Regions from separate parts of the Homo sapiens genome. Here region 1 is linked to region 2. A link is a contact called in ENCODE Hi-C or POLR2A ChIA-PET data. All regions are on one chromosome and are shown on one strand. The core of a region is the stretch at or near the end of the contact, and the rest is flanking DNA. Distances in the headings are between cores, read along the strand shown. Region 1 overlaps LINC01705 (long intergenic non-protein coding RNA 1705). Region 2 has its middle 17 kb from the start of LINC02257.

Region 1 (5,421 bases), core at 259-2,758, 50 kb after region 2:
GAAAAACATGTTTGCAAATTTTCCATCTGGTGAAAAGTCTAAAGGTCCCAAGCTCATTTCTGTAATCTCTCAAATTCCAGTGCCTATTCTAGAAGGGGGCTTGGTCAGACTGGACCAGACAGCCACCCTGAACCTGGAGGGAACAAGCTCAACAGCACGGGGACAGGGATGGAGGTGAGGACACCAAGTTGTGGGTAGGCTGCAGGGTCTACAGAAGAGTCAGTTCATTTTTAAAATGAGATGCCTGTGAGTCCCCCATGTGAATCAGCTGTCACTGCAGGGTACTCATGCTGTTCCTATCATATCATTGGGATACTTTTCAGAGCATGGTTCCCAATACTCAGAACCTTTTATTTTATTTATTTTTCCCAGAGAGGTATTGACGTATTTGCATAAAGAAATAGAAGTTGCTGTCTCATGGACTTTTGGATGCAGAATAATTATTTTGCAAAACAATATGAATAAACAGCAGAAAAAAAGTAGGAAAATAGAAAGAGAAGCAGATGCCCCATCTCCAGGGTGTGAGTATCATCACCTCACGTTTACATCAGAGTTCCTGAGTATCACTCTCAGATCATAGTTATTTTACTCTTTCCCCCAATATCTACAAGTACAGTCTGACACTGTGCAAAGCTACCAGTGTCCCCTGAGGGTTGTTTGCCCCTAATGGGTCTTCTCTCTGCCCTTCCCACTTCAGCTTCCAGTCTCAGGTCTCTTGCCCCAGCAGAAGCCCTGCCCCTCACCGTGTGGGGACAGGAAAGGTCCCTTCCCAAGCACCACATTATCAACTACTATTGGACCCACCTGGGCAATTTGGCAGCCTATGTGCCCTGGCATTCTGGGACAGCTTAGGAGTGTCTGAGAATAGACAGAGATGGCCCAGAGCTGCAGCTGCACAGCTGAGGCAGAGAGTGCCCCAGCGCCCCAGCCTCAGGCAGCCTCCTCGGCCTCCCTCCCAGGAGCAGGCTGGCTGCACAGCTGATCCTCACTAATCCCGCTCCGTAGAGCCAAACTGCTTGATTTTCATATATCTATGACTTGCGTGTTCTTTACATCGCCTGCTTTATTTTCAAACCTGTCAACAGGCCTCTGAAAAGGTTGCACACATGAGCAAAGGTCTGGGCAGCTGCAGGAAGGACAGAAGCAGCCGCAGGCTGGGCAGGAGGGGGAAGGCCTGGGGTGGCAGCCCAGCTACAGCAGGGCAGGCACTCAGACCTGGGAGACTGAGTCAGGAGAACATGGACTTCCCATTTTGGGGGTTTTGTCTCATCAAAACAAAAACCAGGCATATGTTTTTCTGCCCTGAGATCCTATCTGGTTAGATTAGCAAGCTGGCTATAAATCTGAGATGGACCACAGACTTACTGAACTATATTTATCAAGTTTCTTAATAAAGCAAAGGCCCAGAAGCCTTTGAGAGTGAACACTGTTTTTTTCTGACAGAGACATAAGCCAGCAACAAGCAGTTTATTGTTGTTGTTCAGTTGCCAAGTGGGTGATTCAATTAAAATAGGAGCTACATCAGATCTGTTTGTATGAACCCACAGCGTTGCTATTTGTAAAGGGGCCCTACTTCTCGGACTTACATCATTGCTATTTTTTTTTCAAGATTGTTTTAAGGTCTCTAAAAGAAGACTCACAGGTTGAGATTTGCCTACCGCGTTGTGCCGACAAAGACCAGACAGTCAGACTGAGGCTGTCTCTGAATATGGATGTTGTGCCAATCATTGTTTCTAAGCTGACAGGTCAATTCAATCTAACAATGGAATTCAAGATAATGAAAGCCAGAATATCAGAATAGAAGAGGATCTTGGGAGTTACAAGGCATGACTCCTTCATTTGAAGCTGAGGAAAGTAAGGACCAATGACTTTGCTAGACTGGGACTTGAAGGCAGAATTATTAGGGCTCTTTCCAGTGGACTACACATACCCGCAAGCTCCCTGGCATCTTGAAATAGAGTCTGGTTCAGGAGCTTCATGTCGAACCAGATAAATGTGTAACACAATGGGAGAGAGGAAAACCCGGGTGCCATAGATGGGAAGAACAGTATTGTGGGCTCTCATATCTACAGGTGTCCTCTCAAATTAGAGAAGTAGCCTCCAGATTTTGTTTCACCCATAGACCATGTGGAGAATTCAGTCTCTGATGGGCCCCACAAAAAAACTATAGAGGAGATGGGGCCCGGTGGCTCACGCCTGTAATCCCAGCACTTTGGGAGGCTGAGGCGGGCAGATCACAAGGTCAAGAGATAGAGAGCATCCTGGCCAACACGGTGAAACCCCATCTCTACTAAAAATACAAAAATTAGCTGGGCATGGTGGCAGGCACCTGTACTCCCAGCTACTCGGGAGGCTGAGGCAGGAGAATCACTTGACCCTGGGAGGTGGAGGTTTCAGTAAGCCGAGATCACACCACTGCACTCCAGCCTGGAGACAGAGCAAGACTCCGTCTCAAACCTAGAGGCAAAATAGCAAGATAATCCAGGGACTAATGAGTAATGCAGAGGAAACATACCTTTTCTGGTGGACGCTAATGCACTCTTCAAATATTTCAATGTAACAGGATTCTAAGTTGGAAGTTTTAATTGAAGTATCATGATTTAATAAATATCAGATACAGAAATATCCAAAAAGCCACCCAATAATGATTTCACATTTCATGATCCTCTCTTTGGAGAAGCCTGCACTATGAATACCTCACAACCCTCAAAGAGTGTGGCATGGGAGGGCATCTGTTCCTCCCCTCAAGTCCCTTAGGAGAAGGCTCAGGGGATGACTCAGGAGTCTATGATATGTCCCCTTGCAGGTAGAGGAGTGATGCGGACTGGTGCCCTTCTCTCACCCTTACAACGTGAGGGATGGCCTGCTAAGGGGGAGATGATGGTGTTAGGCAGCTTACTCCCCTGGAGTTTGTTAAGATGATGCACTCAGAGTGTTCAAGGACCAGATGTAGGCCACGTTGGGGAGCTGGCATTGGGATGGTCGGCAGAGGTTTCCAGGGGCTAACGAGAAGATATGTGACCACTAGAGCAGAAAGCATCACAGCATCCGAGGGTCTGAAGGTAAAAGACCACCAGGGAGCAGAGAAGCCTTATAAGAAAACCAGGAGAAAGCACCAGACTGTAACTGTTCCCAAGCTTGCTGAGGTCTGAGCCAGCTGTCTTTGGTTGGGCTTCCTGGGAGCATTGTCTGAAATAGGGATTCTTGTGAAGTGGTTTACTGGGGGAGTGCTCTCGGCAAAGCAGAATAAAAAGGAGAGAAGCAAAATAAGGATGTGGTCTCTGTTCAAGGCTAGCCCCTGACTCGTCCCACAGCAAGCTCTGGTCTGTCCTGGAGAAATGAGGCCAGGCTTTTACCTCCCTGTCAGTTGGTCATTGGCTGCTGAGTGCAATGTGGGGGAAGGCGAGGAAGCAGCTGGGGAGAAAGTTGGGGAGTTAAATAGGGAGGGGAAGGGCCATGACTCAGAAAAGGTGGCTTCCATTTGGTCAAAGGCAAATTCTCCCAAGAGGGGGAGAACTATAAGCCATTAACAGCCAATAGTCACAGCACTCAATGGGTGGAGACCTAGGAGGAACATCAACACATTTGCTGTAACAGCTTCATGCCTGTCGAGCTTTTTATTAATAGTTCTCCTGGCCGGGCATGGTGGCTCATGCCTGTAATCCCAGCACTTTGGGAGGCCAAGGCGGGCAGATCACGAGGTCAGGAGATCGAGACCATCCTGACTAACATGGTGAAACCCCGTCTCTACTAAAAATACAAAAAATTAGCCGGGCGTGTTGGTGGCCGCTTGTAGTCCCAGCTACTCGGGAGGCTGAGGCAGGAGAATGGCGTGAACCCAGAAGGCAGAGCTTGCAGTGAGCCGAGATCGCGCCACTGCACTCCAGCCTGGGCGACAGAGCAAGACTGTTTCAAAAAAAAAATAGTTCTCCTTACATTTCCTTGCTCCCAACTCTTCCCAACTCCCTGAGGGTCAGAAACAGTGCCCATACGCTATAATAGGCCTAGCTAGAGTTAGGGTATAAGTCTTAACTTTGAATGAAATTGAATGCTTTGACTATCACATAGGAATGAACATTTTTAATGTTTTATTTTAATATTATATACATATAGAAAAGGACACATATCACAAGCATACAGCACAAGTGCTCGCAGACCACACCCATGTGACAATCCCCACCATCAATAAAGAGAAACTCACCAGCAACCGAGTTGCCTTCACACTCCCTTCCTGTCACTCTCCTCTCACCTCTGCCACGTGATAACTACTAGAGTAATTGTCTAACAGCACAGATTCATTTTGCCTGTTTTTAGTTTTTATATAAATGGAATCTTATAATATGTACACTTCTGTGTCTGGCTTCTTTCAACACTATGTTTATGAGAGTCATCCATATTTTTGCATGTTCTTGTATATTACACTTTCTCTGTATAGTATTCATTTGAATGACTGTACATAAATTTATTTATCCATTCCACTGTTGATAGAAATTTTAGTAGTTTGCAGTTTAGAGTTATCACATATAGTGTGAAAATGTTAATACATGGCATGTGGTAAATCTGTGTACACATTTCTGTATATAGGCCCTGGGATTAATAGACTCATAGGCACCTTGGAGTTAATAGGATCATAGACAACTATTTATATGTGTGTGTGTGCATGTGTGTGTATATTAGTAAATACTGCCCAACAATTTTCAAACGTGGCTGTAACATTTATAACCCCACCAGCAGTGATGAGAGTTCTAGTTGCTTTAGACCCTTGTTAATGCTTGGTATTTTCTGTCTTGTTCATTTTAGCTAGCACTGGATATTGTTAATTACTGAATTGAGCTTGTGTATGACATAAGTGCTTGAGGGCTTGCAATTGCCTAAGAGTGATCAGAACGGTCTGAAAGTCTTTCTGCATTTTCATATGAGGACAAAGGAAGGCCTGTCTGCAAACAAGCAAGTTTAAAGGGACTAGGAGAAACAAAAGCAAAGTTATTTTTATAATTATATGCTTGTGAGTCCTCCCACTCAACCTACTGGTAACACTGAGACAATATTATCATCCTCTTCCTCATCATCGTTATTTATATTATTTTAATTTTATTTTTATTACTATTGATTTTTACCAAAGCACGGAGATTTTCTATGAAAGATGATGAAATTTTTGTACTCTTGAGCTTCCTTGTCTTGATGAAACCTAGGATTTTGACATATCTGAAGCTCAAGTTTATAACTAATGCTTTCACTCTTAAACTGATATCAAAAATCCCGCTTCATTTCCTACTACCACGGGGGCTAGGAAGATAGTTTTCATAACAGAAAAAGACAAGAGGTAGATCATTATCTCCTTGCTTGTCATGGGGAAAGAGAAGAGATGAAAAAGATTTTTTTCAAGCTCCTTCACACCCATCTCACCTCCCCTTCCCCATT
Region 2 (4,879 bases), core at 38-2,537:
GAGTTTGGATTACACTAGTGGTCACAACGTAAAGGCAGACACAGGCAGTCTCAGGACATAAGGTTGGAAGACAGGTAACTCCAAATGTTCTAGATGCTCTTCTGGGCTGCTGTGCTCTAGGGACTGAGGAGCTATGGAAATGGGAGCAACTTGACTTGATTTTTGCCCTTTAAAGCTGCTTCTTTAACAACAGTGTAAAGCAGTGGTCCCCAACATTTTCGACATCAGGGACAGGTTTGTGGAAGACAATTTTTCCACAGACCGGATTGGAGGGATGAATGAAGTGTATTACATTTATTGTCCACTTTATTTCTATTATTATTACCTTGTAATATATAATGAAATAATTTTACAACTCATCATAATGTATAATCAGTGGGAGCCCTGAGCCTGTTTTTCTGCACTACAAGGTCCCATCTAGGGGTGATGGGAGACAGTGACAGATCCTCAGTCATTACAGTCTCATAAGGAGCACACAACCTAGATCCCTTGCATGCACAGTTCACAATAGGGTTCATGCTTCTATTAGAATCCAATGCCAACACTGATCTCACAGGAGGTGGAGCTCAGGTGGTAATGCCAGTGATGAGGAGCAGCTGTAAATACAGATGAAATTTTGCTTGATTGCCTGTCTCTCACCTGCTACTGTGAGGCCTGGTTCCTAACAGGCCATAGACTGATACTGGTCCATGGCCCAGGGATTGGAGACCCCTGGTGGAAAGGATGAATTAGAAAAGAGTGAGATTGTGTTCATTCATTTACTCATTTGCAGGCACTCATGAAATGATACTGGGGAAAGGAGACCAGTGAAAAAATGACAGCAGTAGCCCAGAAGAGAGATGATGAGGACATGAGCCAAGCTCTTGCTTCCCTGTCTTTGACATTTCAGTACATGGAGAAGACCTAGGAAAGCCCATAGGGCATATGCTTGGAATTCTGAGAGCTATCGGGAGGTCTAAAGTAACCCCTGAGCCAAGATCTTTGGGGCTACATAATAGAAATGAATTTAAACTAGACCTGAAGGTTTGTACCTTTTTACAAGAATGCTTCAGAAACAGACCTGGTCCTCAAAGCTTCAAGGCCCAATGGGGATTCTTATCTCCTTTGGGAAGGAACTAGGGAGTCTTGATTCAAATGTCTCCGGACCCTCCCGAATATATATCCTCTTAACAGAAGAAAGAGCTGTTCTCGCTTAACCAGGCCTCTAATGCTAGTTAGAAAAAGAACAGGGTTCTAAGACATCAACTGCTTGCCTGAAAGGGGAAGAGAATCAGCTGACTCATATACTGGTCCTTTTAGGCTGCATGGTTTGAGTCATGATGCTCAGGAGAGTTTCCAGCACAGCAGACCTCAGGGAAGGCAGGGCTTAAATCCAGGTAGCCCACTGTGGAGTCAGGAAAGCTGTAGGGACAAACTGGAAGTTGATGGCAGAGAGGTGTTTTCACTGAGGTGCAGATCAACACAGCACCATCCTACAGCCCCATGGAGTCCAAAGGGAGGCCAAGAGGATGTGGAAAGAGTGAGATGGTACACCCACTTCCTAGAGTTGCACTGACTTTTAGAGTTGCACTGACTCTAAAAGTGATCAGAAAATGGAAATGATGGTGTTTCCTGTTCAGTTTGAGACCCAAGTAACTGGCCTCATCTTCACCTCTATCAAAGAACTCACTTCTCAACTTGACTCTCAACCAGTACCTATTCTTCCTCCCATTACTTAGACGGGCGACAAGGTTAATGCACAGCTCACTAAGAGTTAGATAACCTAGAAGAGTCAGAAGAGTTCTGGTTCCTTCTCTGCCACTTACTAGATCTCTGGCTTAGCCTCATTTGCTTTGTCTTTTTATTACAAAAACAAAGAAACTATAAAATGATGGGTTTAGAAGAACAGACTTCCCTTTAAGGTCTCTTCCAGTTATAACAATCTCTTATTTGATTCATTCTCCAAGCCTCCCACTCCTTACTGCACTTATTTTAATCTTTTTTTTTCTCCTTTCTCTGTGTTTTCTTGCTTATGAAATGAGTGTGTGTGAGTAATGTTCATATGCTGATGAACACAGTTGGGTCTTTGTCGTCCGTGATAATGAGAAATGGATCATGTGGATAACCCCAAACTGAAAACACTGTTCAAGTATGTGACGGAGGAACATTCCAGTCTGACTAACAATCTAATGTTTAGTTAGGGCTGCACTCACTGAGTATCCATTATCTAGTTAGCAGGATGGGCAGAGAGAAGTTAACTGGGTTAACTGGGTTAGTTTGTGAAAAATAGGGACTGATGCTGCGATGTGCACATTGGCCGAGTCTCCTCCACTAAGCAATGGCTTGTTTTGTAAATTAGACTTGCTTGGTTTGTGCGATTAATACTACAATGGCCAGTGTTTAGGACATGCCCAGGGACAGGAGTGGAGGCTGCAGTAAGAAAAGAAAAGATAATTGCTAGAGATTTTAGGAGACTGAGGGACTCAGAACCAAGAAGGGTCACAGTACCTTGGGTCAAGAGTGGCTCAGCCAGCAGTGACGAGGGCATGGCCCCTCCTCTGGGCTCTGCTGTCACCTTGATTCACCCTACAGGTGGCTCTGCACTAAGGAAACCCCCTTGGACATTTACCAGATGGAATTAGACCTCACAGATAGGGGAGCCACTGTGTGCCCATATGCACCTCTGATTCTGCAGCCTGGCCAGGCCAGCTTTTCTGGAATGAAAATGGGTAAGAGGATGCTTCAGGGCTATTTGTGACCATTTCCCTAGGACTCATGTCCTGCTATGCTCCCTGCCCACTCCACTAGCAATCTGGTCTCTAACAAGCCCCTCATGCTCAATTACCCCTTATCAGTTGGTGGAGACATGTGGCATGGGTGTCTCAGGTGAGTTTAAATGTAAATTTGAGCTGAGTCAAGATATTATACAAAGCTTGTGGGAGGCTGAGGTGGGCAGATCACTTGAGATCAGGAGAGTTCGAGACCAGCCTGGCCAACATGGTAAAACCCCGTCTCTACTGAAAATACAAAAATTAGCCAGGTGTGGTGGGGGCGGGGGGGGCACCTGTATTCCCAGCTACTTGAGAGGCTGAAGCCAGAGAATCACTTGAACCCAGGAGGCAAAGGTTGCAGTGAGCCTAGATCGTGCCATTGCACTCCAGCCTGGGTGACAGAGATTTGGTCTCAAAAAAAAAAAAAAAAAAAGATATTATACAAAGCTTGTTCTGTTCATAAAAGGTTGAACATTACTGTATAAGACTACAGATCACACAATTCTGCATGTTTTATTTTATAATATTTTATTTTTATTTTTGGTAGCAGAAGGATCTCACTATTTTGCCCAAGCTGGCCTTGAACTCCTGGCCTCAAGTGATCCTCCCACATCAGCCTCCCAAAATGCTGGGATTATAGGCATGAGCCACCACTCCTGGCCTAGATAAACTTTGATTTCTCTTTTATTATAAAGGTAACATGTTTGTTACCTTTTGCTACCATGTTTGTTACATGGTTGTATTTGGAAAATATAGTAGAAGTATACAAAAGAAAATGTAGACTTGTTATACTGTAACACCCAGCCAGAGATAAGCACTATTAATGCTTTGGCATATTATTTGTATTGTCTTTCTGATAAATAGAGATAAGATAGATGTCATTGTATATAGTTTCATATCTTACATTTTCTAACAATTTTGTAAGCATGTTCTTGTCATTTAGTTTTTTTAATGTTATATGTTAATGTCTCCATAATAATTTAATTACATCTGTGTACAACAATTTATTAAGCATTTCTTTGTTATTGAGAGAGTGTTTCTAACCCTTTGCTTATCTTATATAATGTAGCAATGAAAACCCTCTTGCGTGAATAGTTCTTTGAACTGCTGTGTTTTTCCTCAGCAGATTCCTTACAAAAAGAATTTCAGGATAAAGGTATACAAAGATTTTTAAGTTTCTTAAATAAATTGTCAAATAGTTTTCTAGATAAGTGGCAACAATTTATACTTCTACTGGCTGTCACAACAGTAAGAACTGTCATGTTTTATTTTATTTATTTATTTATTTATTTATTTTTGAGACAGTCTCACTGTGTCACCCAGGCTGGAGTACAGTGGAGCAATCATGACTCACTGCAGCTTCTACCTCTTGGGCTCAAGCCATACTCCCACCTCTGCCTCCCAAGTAGCTGGGACTACAGGCGCTTGCCAACACACCCAGCTAATTTTTGTATTTTTCATAGAGACAGAGTTTTGCCATGTTGCCCAGGCTGGCCTCCAACTCCTGAGTTCAAGTGATCCACCCACCCTGGCCTCCCAAAGTGCTGGCATTACAGGAGTGAGCCACTGCACCTGGCCAAAACCTGTCATGTTTTATAATGTTTGGAACTTTATATATGCAAAAAAAAAGTGATAACAAAGTTTTATTGAAATTTTCTTGAGTTTATTTTGTGTGGTTGAAAACTCTGTGTATGTTTATAGAATGCTCTATTTATAATCTTTGCCCATTTTTCTTTCCTAGTGAAATATTCTTATTTATTTATATGAGCTTTCATGAGATTTATATGAGATATATATATACATGCATATGTATATTAATCCTTTGCTATCTATGCTGCAAATTTTTTCTACATGTTTTCTGTCTTTTAATTTTGCTAATGATTTCAACATTAAAAAGTTTTAGGCTGGGCACGGTGGCTCACGCCTGTAAGCCCAGCACTTTGGGAGGCCAAGGCAGGCACATCACTTGAGGTCAGGAGTTCAAGACCAGCCTGACCAACATAGCCAAACCCTGTCTGTCCTAGAAGTACAAAAAAATTAACCAGGCATGGTATGTGTGCCTGTAATACCAGATACTCAGGAGTCTGAAGCAGGAGAATTGCTTGAACCCGGGAAGCAGAGGTTGCAGT

What was found. A loop is a pair of places that touch in the nucleus more often than their neighbours do. ChIA-PET counts read pairs that join two places held with the same protein, here RNA polymerase II (POLR2A). Pooled maps may share reads with other maps.
Region 1: a loop to region 2 is called in a map with no recorded cell type, with 2.1 times the contacts of the local background. The contact joins two enhancer-like sites. A Hi-C loop is called at or near these places in 1 of 168 maps with a recorded cell type or tissue (HepG2), 1 of 37 single-sample maps with no recorded cell type and 5 of 50 pooled maps. POLR2A ChIA-PET finds 5 or more read pairs at or near these places in 4 of 52 experiments (AG04449, IMR-90, T-cell and 1 more).

Annotation. Positions count from the first base shown.
Region 1 is chr1:222,042,668-222,048,088 of GRCh38, forward strand. All of the region lies in intron 2 of LINC01705 (long intergenic non-protein coding RNA 1705), which reads right to left. Among named protein-coding and RNA genes, the nearest start is that of LINC01705, 14 kb to the right of the region's middle. Within about 2 kb of position 1,509, at least 5 of the 41 ENCODE cell types and tissues checked have a DNase peak (open chromatin) inside an H3K27ac peak, as active enhancers do.
Region 2 is chr1:221,993,049-221,997,927 of GRCh38, forward strand. No RefSeq gene overlaps it. Among named protein-coding and RNA genes, the nearest start is that of LINC02257, 17 kb to the left of the region's middle. Within about 2 kb of position 1,288, at least 3 of the 41 ENCODE cell types and tissues checked have a DNase peak (open chromatin) inside an H3K27ac peak, as active enhancers do.